Linked DNA regions of Homo sapiens: all the other regions are linked to region 3. Evidence: chromatin contacts called from ENCODE Hi-C or POLR2A ChIA-PET data. All regions are on one chromosome and are shown on one strand. Each heading gives the region's core, a stretch centred on a gene start or an enhancer-like site at or near the end of the contact. The rest is flanking DNA. Distances are from core to core; before and after follow the strand shown. Region 1 holds the start of TRIM29 (tripartite motif containing 29). Region 2 overlaps POU2F3 (POU class 2 homeobox 3). Region 3 holds the start of OAF (out at first homolog).

Region 1 (3,867 bases), core at 131-2,630, 73 kb after region 3:
GAAGGGAAACCCATTCCCCTCCACACAGCCCAGAACCTGCCACGCCAGCCTCACCTACTGTCTGCTCTGCCCTGCCCAGCCTGGCCTTGGAGAGGCACGGCCCTTTCCTTAGGGGTTTGGAGGCTTCCTAGGACCAGGTCAATGGGTCAGAGCCCAGAAGTGGCTGGGGGGCATGTCCTACAAGAGCTAAGGGTCCTGGTGTTCCGCAGGGGCCACGGAGAGGAAGGGGATGAAGTTTGTTTTTCTCACTTTTCTTCCTGAGGTCTGTATTTATATGATAGTCATATTTGAACAGGTGACTTCTGAGATTATCTGAATCTCACACTTTGCTGACCTCTTTTTGGAGGGCATTGCCTGTGGCCTGGCCCAGAGAGGATGGGCAGGTGTTTTCTGAGTCACACAGCAGACCAAGTGTGGAGACAGGTGAGAGTCAAGTGTTTGGGCCCTGAGGACCCAACCACCTGGGCTGGCATTGCTTGGATTCCCCTCATTGTTGTGCCTTGGTCATTTGAATCCACGCAGGTAGCAATAATCTAAGGTCTATATGTATCTTGTTGGGGCCATTGGGATAGGACAGACTCTCAGAAGCCATCTTCTGATGAGATATTCAGGTGACTCCATGACCACCCAGCTGAAGAAGGGACTTTGGCTTCTCAAAGGCTTAGGGTTCAAATCCCAGCTCGGCCACTTGACTTAGGCCAGTGAGTTATCTTCTTAAAGCCTGTTTTCTCATCTGTTAAAAAGGGGTAATTGAACAGGTTTTAGGGAAGCCTGAATGAGCTCGTAATATATGCAATACCTAGGAAAGTGCCTGGAGGTTGGCAAGTAGGGTTCAATACTCAGTAGCCAAATCAAATGGAACCCATCCTTCCCCCTTAAGGTGAAAAGCAGCGATACAGTCCCAGGGTGGACAATCTTTCCTCTGAAACTCAGGCCTGCAAATTACAAGGCTATTTGGCTTGTGTGACCCAGTTAACAGCCCTGTGTCTGGTAGGCCTCTGCAGACACCTCACCTTCTGCCCCAGGGGCCTCTGGGCTCAGTGAAGCCTGCCCACTTGTGAAGACGGAGACTCCCCGCTCCCCGGATGAGAAGCAAGTGCGTCAGAGGGAAGCAGCCCAACTGGTTGCTGAGTTGTGGAAAATAAGCTGGGGGAGAAAAAACACTTCTTTTAAAAATCAGGTTAGGGATGAATGTGCAGGGCGTGGTTCCTGTGCAATTATCTGCTCTGCTGGCTGCGGGGCTCCCTGCTTCTCCCGGGCCGCTGTGTCAGGCTTGTGCCTGTTGCTCCTCCCCTCCACTCCTCCCCCTCCTCCTCCTCCGCCTCCTCCCCCTCCTCCTCCTCACAGGTGTGTCTCTAGTCCTCGTGGTTGCCTGCCCCACTCCCTGCCGAGACGCCTGCCAGAAAGGTCACCTATCCTGAACCCCAGCAAGCCTGAAACAGCTCAGCCAAGCACCCTGCGATGGAAGCTGCAGATGCCTCCAGGAGCAACGGGTCGAGCCCAGAAGCCAGGGATGCCCGGAGCCCGTCGGGCCCCAGTGGCAGCCTGGAGAATGGCACCAAGGCTGACGGCAAGGATGCCAAGACCACCAACGGGCACGGCGGGGAGGCAGCTGAGGGCAAGAGCCTGGGCAGCGCCCTGAAGCCAGGGGAAGGTAGGAGCGCCCTGTTCGCGGGCAATGAGTGGCGGCGACCCATCATCCAGTTTGTCGAGTCCGGGGACGACAAGAACTCCAACTACTTCAGCATGGACTCTATGGAAGGCAAGAGGTCGCCGTACGCAGGGCTCCAGCTGGGGGCTGCCAAGAAGCCACCCGTTACCTTTGCCGAAAAGGGCGAGCTGCGCAAGTCCATTTTCTCGGAGTCCCGGAAGCCCACGGTGTCCATCATGGAGCCCGGGGAGACCCGGCGGAACAGCTACCCCCGGGCCGACACGGGCCTTTTTTCACGGTCCAAGTCCGGCTCCGAGGAGGTGCTGTGCGACTCCTGCATCGGCAACAAGCAGAAGGCGGTCAAGTCCTGCCTGGTGTGCCAGGCCTCCTTCTGCGAGCTGCATCTCAAGCCCCACCTGGAGGGCGCCGCCTTCCGAGACCACCAGCTGCTCGAGCCCATCCGGGACTTTGAGGCCCGCAAGTGTCCCGTGCATGGCAAGACGATGGAGCTCTTCTGCCAGACCGACCAGACCTGCATCTGCTACCTTTGCATGTTCCAGGAGCACAAGAATCATAGCACCGTGACAGTGGAGGAGGCCAAGGCCGAGAAGGAGGTAAGTGCTGGGGCCCCTCCTGCCCCTCCAGGCCTCTCCTCTCTCACCCCACCCCTCCGAACTTCATCTTCTCCACTCGGGCTTCCTCGGGTTTGGGGCTTAAGTTTCTACTGTCCTTGGCTCTTTTAGAAAACATTTATTTCCCCTCATGCCCCCTGTCCCCCCTAATCCCAGCTGGGGATCAGAGGTTGCTCCCCAATCCCCTAAGGTCTCAGGAGACAGGGACATTTTCTAGATGAGCGGATGGAGACTCAGAAAAGGTTGAGGGCCTGACCAAAGTCATAGGATAAATTCGAGTCAGGTTAGAGAGTATGACCCAACTGCATAGACCTCACTTCTGGGCTCTGTGCCTGGCTGAGGTGTTTCTTTCTTCTTCTTCTCCTTCTCCCTCTTCCTCTTCTTCCTCCTCTTCTTCTTCTTTTATTTTTTTTTTTTTTTGCTTTGAAGAAGAGATAATTCCTCCAACCTGAGTCGGACTGGCCCCTGGGGAATGGGTTGTGGGTGAGGAAAGATACTAGAAGGAGAGAATTTTGGGGCCCACTGAAAGGTCCTTCTTGCTGTCTTTGTAGTTTTTATTGTCGTACAGTGGCTTCTTGTTCTAGCTGATCCCCAGCTGGTCTCTTGACTTCCTCCACAGCCTCCTTTATCCTTCTCCCAGCTGGGCCCTGTGTTTTGCGTGTGTGGTTGTGTGTGGACACACATATTCCTGCAGGCGGACACCGTTGGGGAAGTTTGGAGTTTGTGTGTGGATGGCGTGTACGTGTACAGCTAGTCCCTGACTTAGGATGGTTTGATTTACAATGATGTGAAAGTGCTATGCTTTCAGTACAGTATTCCATAAAATCCAACACTTTATTACAAAATAGGCTTTGTAGTAGAAGATTTTGCCAAACTGTCGGCTAATGTAAGTGCTCTGAACAAGTTTAAGGTAAGCTAGGTTAAGCTATGATGCTTGGTAGGCTAGGTGTATTAAAAGCATTTTTGACCTATCACATTTTCAACTTACAATGGGTTTATTGGTAAATAACCCCATCACAAGTTGAGGAGCATCTGTATATGTGTTTATTTTATGTGCACGTGGGTGTTTTTGTGCCTTTGTGGATGTTTGCATGTATTCATATATGTGATACGTAAGTGTGTTTGCATGAGTTCTATGTGACTGTGCCTGTACTTCTATGGGGAGGAGCAGAGGCAAGTGCAGGCTTGTGGATGTAGCATACCTGGGGAAGGTGATTTGGGCAAAGGGCCCAGCTGTGGCCACTGCCCTTTGCCCCACAGATGTGGGGCTCACTCTTCCCTAAGGTACACAGCTTCCTGCTGTGGGTGGCCTTCCTGGGGCAAACCTTCCTGGCCTCCAAAGCAGTGAACTCCACTTTCCTGAAGAGCTTCTGCACACCTCAGATCTGGACAGCAGAGGATTCCTTCCTGCCCAGCCTTCCTGACCAGGAGGAGCTGGTTGATTACTCTTTCCCTTCATCTCTCACCCACACCCCTGGACAGAAAGGGCTGAGGTAGAGAGGGGAACAGACTCACAGATTCCTTCCAGAAGCCTCGTTTGGCCCAGGAAGAAGATGTTTCCAGCTTCCCCCATCTTCTGACCCC
Region 2 (3,587 bases), core at 549-3,048, 91 kb before region 3:
CTGCTTTGGCCTCCCAAAGTGCTGGGACTACAAGTATGAGCCACCGTGCCCAGCCAAATATTATTTCTTGAGCTTATTTTCATAGGAAAACGTACCCTTAAACCTAGAACCATGCTGTGCCTATTTGGGGTCAGGAATGAATCCGATCTTAAGGACATCTATCATTCCACAAGGATAGAGTGGAATCTGGGCCTAGGGGTCCAGGCACTGTGGCCAGCTAGCTCAAAGGGCTAAATCCACCTCTTCTCTCCTTTTTGATTTACTTTTTGTAGACTAAACATTACTTCTTCTCCTCTGGGATATTTGGGTTTACCATTCAGATAGGTATCCTTATGATGAAGAAGGTAAAAGGACCTCTAGAGAGAAGTTTAGGAGTCTTTCCCCCAGTGAAGGGTCTTTTAGTCTGAAACCATCATGAATTTGGTCTTAGTTTGCAGGGAGAGGGTGTGTGAGGAGAGTGTGGCATAGACCAGACCCTCAGGACAAAGCCCCAGTCCTCTTTGAACCTTCCTTTTCATTAAATCATTTGTTCTTTCATTTGACAAAGACTTATGGGGCTCTCTGCTAGACCTTCTCCCTCCTCCTTTCATCTCCAATCCACTGGCAAACTGCACTGATTCAACTTCCCAAAGCATCTCCTCAATCATCCCCTCTTCTTATTGCCACAACTCTAAGCCAATCCTTTATGACCCCTCCCCTGGATGATCTTCATAATCTTCTATGTGGTCTCTCTGCTACCAGTCTCTCCATGCCAAAATATGATAAGAGATGAGAGTTGATCTTGAAGATTCTAAGATCTCTTCCAGCTGTAAGCCCATGGCTATGAGATTCTGGAGAGGGCAGCCAGGAGGAGGCGGAAGAGCAGCTTATGATGCTGGTGTCCCCATTTCAACCACTAGATGGCGAGCTTCCCCTCCAGGTACTTTTAGTGGCCTCAGCCCTCTCTGAAGGCCGGGCTCTTGGTGAGCCATGGGGATCTTAGCACAGAGATCTCTGCAGTCATTCCCAACCATTCTGCCCAACCATCTGTGCAGAGCCATCTCATGCAGCTGTGCAGGTTATTAACTGTACAGGGGCACCCAGATCAGGGGAGGAATGGCAGCTAAGATACAGCTCATGCTGCTGTCGCCAATCTGTCCACCTTGGCATGAGACTGCACCTGGCCAGAAGAGGTGCCTTTTTCCTAGTTGGAAAAAAGGTGCTGTGTGGAACCATGGCAGCTCTGCAAACAACCCCTCTCCCAGACCTCAGCCCACTGGCCTATATACGTGCCCACTGCAGGAGGCAATCTGGAATAGTGGCCCAGAGGTGAAAGACACTGGCTTTGTGGTCTGGGACATCAGGTCTGTAGTATTCTAGTCTCCCTCTTGGGGCTTGAGAGCACCTAGGTAGGGTTCGTGGCCATCTTGGTATGCCTGAGAAGTGAGCTGAGCCTGGCTCTCAGAGGAGCAATGCTGGGGCCTGTGCAGGGTTGGAGTTCAGTGCCTGGAGCATGAAGGAGGCTGGCCTGGGAGCTGGAATCTCTGGATTCTAACTGTGGCCCCACCAGTGACACTTGGTAAATTGTCCCCCCACTTGCTGTAGCTTGGATTTCCCCTGTGCCAATGGATAGTTCCCTGCTATCCCCTCTCCCCAGAGGGGTTAGTGCCCTGTTAAAGGGGTAGGGGGAAACCAGTGAGTTAAACTCAGTGAGAGCTGAGACATTCCTAGAGGAAACAGGAAGAATGGGGTTGTTTACCTGGGATGCCAGTCCCGGCCCAGTCTGTGGGAGGAGGAGACCGCTTTGTTGCTGTGGAAAGGGGAGGAGATTTGGCTGCAGACCTGGGTGAAAGGGGAGGGACAAAGGAACAGACAAATAAAATCCAGGCTATTTGAAACACATGTGCTACAACTTTGGCACCACGATCACTGTCCCCACCCCCTGCCACCTGATCAGGTCCCTCCACCCACCTCAAGTCCCATGGAGAGGCCCTCCTAGCACTGCCAGGCATTGCCACATACAGGTGGAGGCAAATCAGATACAGGGATAAACAGACATGTAAACAGCAGTCCCCAAACCAGTCCTTCCACCTGCCCGCCTGTCTGGAGAGGCGTAGAGGCTAAGGAGGGTCAAGACGATCTACTCTGGGATCTGATTACCAGAGCTGAAGAAAACCAAGAAGGGAAAGGATGCAGGGTGGCTGCTGAGAATTCAAGCTAGGGCTGAGGATTTTGGCTTTCCCTGCAGGAGAAGTAGCTGGGTTATGGCTACAGAGGCCCAATCAAATCTGCGAGGATGCCAGACCAAGCAGATACGACCATACGGCTCTAAAGGGCAGTGGGCCTTAGCCAGAGGCATGTGGCTGACCAGGACATTTTATACTTGGGAGAGAGGGCTGAGAGAGGAGGGAAAGTCCAGGGCTGAGCCTCTGGAAACTCCCTTGGGCAGTATGTATTATACCGGCTTCTCCATCCTCCCCAGGAAAACGGTACATGAGGGACTCTGCCTGGTTGGTGGCTCACTCTCCCAGCAGGAGTGGGGCCATCAAACCACCAAAGCAGACAATGGGGTTGGTCATCCCAATCGCTTGTCACTCAACAGCACTTTGGGGTCTCTGTTTTCCCTAGGCTGTTCTGGGTCACAATGTACATACAGCATCTGCTGATGTTGACCTTTATGCTCTTCAGTTTCAAAAAGTCAGGGCTTCATTGTTCATTATTAAAATACATAGGCAAGAAAGCTCTTACAAGGAATCCAGAACTGGGAGTTGAGAGGCTTGGGTACTAATGGCAATTCTGACATGGCGGTTGAAATGGATACAGCCTTTTCACATGCATTATTTCAAGTGACTCTCAATAATCTCATGAGGCAGAGCCTTGCTATTATCCCATTTTTTCAGAAGAGGAAATGGAAGCTCAGAGAGGTTAGGTAACTTTCCCCAAAACACACAGTTAGTAAGTGACTTTTTAAAGAAACCAGTAAATTTTTCTGACTCCAAATTTGGAAGTGTCTTTCCACCACTGCATCATACACTGACCTAGGTGGTTATAAGCCTGGGCCATTTTCATGTCGCTCTCCAGTCTTCTGAAAACAAATTAAACTGTTACCTTCCCTTTTCCATTCCAGGAGTATGATGTTTATTTTTTAACCAAAATAAACACTTAAAAATTCAAATAGGGTCTCATTCATCACCATAATATTCTGAGGTGCCTTGGAAACTAAGGATAGTGACTGTCATTTGTGCAGGTGCTAAGGGCGGAAGGCAGAGTTGCATTTTGTTTGGATTCTGGATTTCCAAAACCTCTACTTGGGATTTGTGCAACAGGAGAGAGTTTATACTTCCTCCATTATTTTTTTTTTTCAGAGACAGAGTTTTGCTCTGTCGCCCAGGCTGGAGGACAGTGGTGCAATCTTGGCTCACTGCAACCTCTGCCTCCCAGGTTCCGGTGATTTTCTTGCCTCAACCTCCTGAGTAGCTGGGATTACAGGCATGCACCACCACACCCGGCAAATTTTTGTATTTTTAGTGGAGACAGAGTTTTACCATGTTGGCCAGGCTGGTCTCGAACTTCTGGCCTCAAGTGATCCGTCCACCTCGGCCTCCCAA
Region 3 (3,628 bases), core at 81-2,580:
TTCTTATTCCCTCCAACACAGACACACACACACCAAGAGCGGGCTGGTCTCTAACTCCCAAACCGTAATCTGGGACACACACCCACACACCCACACCCACCCACCCACCCACCCACCGGGCTGGTCTCTAACTCCCTAACCCTAATCTGGGCCAAAATAGGGGGGTTGGCTCGCTTCTCTGCCAGGCAGAGTGAAGGGCAGCACTTCTCCCAGAGGGAGGGGGCCTCAGCTGGGGTCTCTCTCCAGGATCCTCCTGCTGCAAGCGCCCCAGCCTTCCAGACCAAAGAGGAGACAGGGCTTCTCCCGGCTTGAGAGGGACCAGGGGCAACCAGCTCTCCCCAGAAAAGTGAAACAGAGGGAGAGGTGACAGAGGGACTCCAAAATGTCAGGGCTGGGAGGCCTCGCAGACCCCTCAGTGCCCTGTACAGGGGTGAGAAGCCAGGCCCATAGGAGGAAAGAGGCTTGCTTGCTCTAGATCACACAGGGAGAACCCACAGTGAGAGCCCACAGCGAGAACACTTCGCCTAGGACTTTCCCACTAGAGCACAGGGGAATGACTCCAAGAAGGGAGTCCAGTCGTTAGTAGGAGTTCTGGAGGAGGGTTAGCACCTGGGGGGCTCTGGGAGCGCTGGAGGAGGGAGTGAGAAAGGGAAGCAGAGGGGTTCTTTGGAGAGAATGAAGGGGTGGGCCCTGGGGAGTGGGCAAAGAGGTGTAGAGAAGAGCCCGGCGTGACCTTGGGCCAGCTGCGTCTCCCTCCTGGGCCCGTCTTTCCGTCTGCAGGCAAGAGAGCGCCTGGGATCCCGGGGGGCTCAGGCTTGAAGGTGCCACCCCGGCGAGTGAGGGCGCCTCACCTTCTTGAAGTCGGCGGTGAAGGAGACGAGGGTGCCGTCGGGCTTGCGCAGCTCGAGGCTGATGCTGTCCGCGTCGCTGTCCGCCTGCAGGCTCTCCTCGGTCACCTGGCCGTCCGGCAGCCGCACGCGGACCCGCAGCTCGGCCGGCGCACCCGTTCCCAGCAGCGGCGCGAGCAGCGGCAGCAGCAGCAGCAGCGCAGGGCGCGCCAGGGGTACCCCGGGAAGGCGCATCCCCGGGGGCCGCTGCCGTCCGCGGCCCCGGCGCGCCGCGTGGGGGCGGGGAGAGGCGCAGGCAAACTTCGCCCAAAGTTGGGGGCTAGTTCGGGGCGCCCGGGAGCCGCTCCGCCGGGGGCCTTGGCCGCGGGGTCGCCCGCGAGGTGGCGCGGACGCACGTGGGTAGCGCTCAGCAGGGCGCCCCCGGCGGCCCCGAGGCGGAGACGGCGCTGCCCCGGCCCGGCTCCGCGGCCCCGGGCTCCAGCGCTGCGAGCCTGTGTTTTGCACTTTTCATTCAATCCCACCCCCCGTCACTTCCTTCAGAAAACAGAAACCACCAGGACCCGCCTTAAAGAGACCGCGCACCTCGCGGCCCTTAAAGGGCCCGCGGCTGCTCTCCGCACTTCGGCGTTGGCCGGGCAGGGGGCGGGGAGAGGGGGCAGCGGCTCCGCGGCTTTGTGCGAGCGGCCTCCTCGACCTCCCTCCCGCCCGGCCGCGCGGAGTCAGCGACCCAGGCGGAGTCAGAAGTTTGCTCTCCCGGGGCAAATCCCTTCCTTCCAGCAGGGGCAGGACGGGTGACTCTTCCCCCGCCCTGCACCGCCACCCCCCCCCCCCGCTTTTTTTTTTTTGGCTTGCTTTTGTGCCACGTGGATGAAATAATCGGGCTTGGATTTTTAGGGGTTTTGTTTGGTCTTTCAGTTTCTCTGACAGCGAATTTCTAAAAAGCTTCTGCAAAATCAGACCTCGCTTTGCACTCTGCCTTTTCCCTGCCCCACACTGGGAGGGTGGATCGGGGGTTCTCGCCCAGCTTTGCCACGGCCAGGTGTTAGACCTTGATGGGTCAGGTCACCCACTGGGACGCGGCCCTCAGGTTTTGTGAGCCCCTGTGCCTCTTTCCTTTTCAGTCCTGCCTCCCGTGCTTCCCGCATTCACGGCCTTTCCTCAGTCCTGCCCACCACCGCAGACCCGGTTCTTTCTCTCTATTATAGACTATGAAAATCCAGGGAAATGTTGGATTCCAGGTCACTTGGGAGAATTTCCAGGGACTCGGGACGCTGGCGCTCCACGACAGTGGCTTTCCCACAAGCCACAAGGAAACATGCGTGCCCTGCGGTGCACCCCAACAATAAGAAGGGTGAAGACCAGGAGATCTGGATTGCTGCCTCCTCTGATTAGTTGTGGAATTTAGGCACGTTTTAAAAATTCTTTGGGCTTAAGTGTCCCCGTGTGTATCGTGGAAGCTGCTCAGACCTACACTGTCCTGCCAGTCCCAGGCAAGGGAAAAAGCCCCACGAAGATGCTCAAAACCAATTGTTCCCTGACTTCCATTTTCACTTCTGTTGGGACCTTGATTACTGATGGGTGAAAACTCCCTTCTCTGCAGCCTCCTTCCCTTCTAGGGCTTCCCCAGCACAGGGCCATGTGAACTGCAGGGTCCGGCTAGAATCGGCCTCTTGCTATCATCCAGGGGCCCTTCCCGCTACCCGCTCTCTGCTGCCTAGATTTAGGACTGAAGGGAATTTAAGAGACTACCAAGTCAGCCTTTTCCAAATTTGCCTTTCCTGAAGAATCACCTGGATGCTTGTTAGAAAATAGATTCCCGAATCCCTAAACCCATGGAATCAGATTCTAGGGAAAAGAACTGAGGATTAGCATTTTTGACAAGGCCCACATGATGCTCGACATAAGTGGTTGACAGCAGGTATTTGGCAGATGTTTAAGCATAGAGCGTCTGGGCCAGACGCGGTGGCTCATGCCTGTAATCCTAGCACTTTGGGAGGCCGAGGCGGGCGGATTGCCTGAGCTCAGGAGTTCGAGACCAACCTGGGCAACAAGGTGAAATCCCGTCTCTACTAAAATACAAAAGAAATTAGCTGGGTGTGGCGGCGTGCGCCTGTAATCCCAGCTACTCGGGAGGCTGGGGTAGGAGAATTGCTTGAACCCAGGAGGCAGAAGTTGCAGCGAGCCAAAATTGCGCCACTGCACTCCAGCCTGGGTGACAGAGGAAGACTCCGTCTCTACAAAACAAAACAAAACAAAACAAAACAAAAACATAGAGCATCTGAAACAAGCAGCATCCTTCCTGGAGAACCTGGCTCCTAAGGAGTTCATCTTCACATCCGGGAGATAAGGCAGGCTGTTAGGGAATAATTGGATTAGCACAAGGATTGCTCCCCTAAGGACTCCCACTCTTAGCTGGCAACCGTTTAGACTAGAGATGCCCAGGGTCTTGAAATTGGCCTCCCGCCTGACAGGATGCTGGATCTCCATGCGGCCTTGAAGCTAGGTCTCCCACATGAGTCAGCCCACACAGTCATTAAGGGCCTCGCCCACATTTCCTAACTTCCCTTGTTTCAGGTCCTGTCCCCATCCGCCACCAGCTCTGCCCTCAGCCATTTCCCAGGCTCTTACCCCTTCTCCTCCCACAACAGCCCAGAAGTGGGCAAAGAAGCCCTGGATGTCAGATTTCTTGTTTAGGTCCCTGAGGTTTGTCTCTGTTCACATTTTGGGTTTGGAAACAAGGATGGAAGACCTCATCTCTTTCCCACCTCTTCCCCATAGTC

Evidence for each region. Hi-C counts contacts between places; a loop is a spot of excess contacts on that map. ChIA-PET counts read pairs that join two places held with the same protein, here RNA polymerase II (POLR2A). Pooled maps may share reads with other maps.
Region 1: a map of mammary epithelial cell shows a loop between it and region 3 (2.0-fold over the local background). The contact joins the promoter of TRIM29 here to the promoter of OAF in region 3. A Hi-C loop is called at or near these places in 3 of 168 maps with a recorded cell type or tissue (PC-3, PC-9 and mammary epithelial cell) and 1 of 50 pooled maps. POLR2A ChIA-PET finds 5 or more read pairs at or near these places in 3 of 52 experiments (MCF 10A, PC-3 and PC-9).
Region 2: a loop to region 3 is called in a map of PC-3, with 15 times the contacts of the local background. The contact joins the enhancer-like site here to the promoter of OAF in region 3. A Hi-C loop is called at or near these places in 4 of 168 maps with a recorded cell type or tissue (DLD1, PC-3, dorsolateral prefrontal cortex and 1 more) and 6 of 50 pooled maps. POLR2A ChIA-PET finds 5 or more read pairs at or near these places in 3 of 52 experiments (MCF 10A, Panc1 and activated naive CD4-positive, alpha-beta T cell).

Annotation. Positions count from the first base shown.
Region 1 is chr11:120,135,626-120,139,492 of GRCh38, reverse strand. TRIM29 (tripartite motif containing 29) reads left to right here and starts at 1,380. Exons shown (of 9, transcript NM_012101.4): 1 at 1,380-2,265. The coding sequence starts at 1,462. LOC105369529 (a long non-coding RNA gene) reads right to left here. Exons shown (of 3, transcript XR_948100.3): 2 at 1,056-1,146; 3 at 1-733.
Region 2 is chr11:120,300,520-120,304,106 of GRCh38, reverse strand. POU2F3 (POU class 2 homeobox 3) reads right to left here. Exons shown (of 13, transcript NM_014352.4): 6 at 1,739-1,821. Among named protein-coding and RNA genes, the nearest start is that of TLCD5, 23 kb to the left of the region's middle. Within about 2 kb of position 1,798, at least 8 of the 41 ENCODE cell types and tissues checked have a DNase peak (open chromatin) inside an H3K27ac peak, as active enhancers do.
Region 3 is chr11:120,208,734-120,212,361 of GRCh38, reverse strand. OAF (out at first homolog) reads right to left here and starts at 1,330. Exons shown (of 4, transcript NM_178507.4): 1 at 852-1,330. The coding sequence starts at 1,082. RefSeq lists silencers at 1,013-1,122, 1,213-1,262, 1,443-1,702 and an enhancer at 2,036-2,577.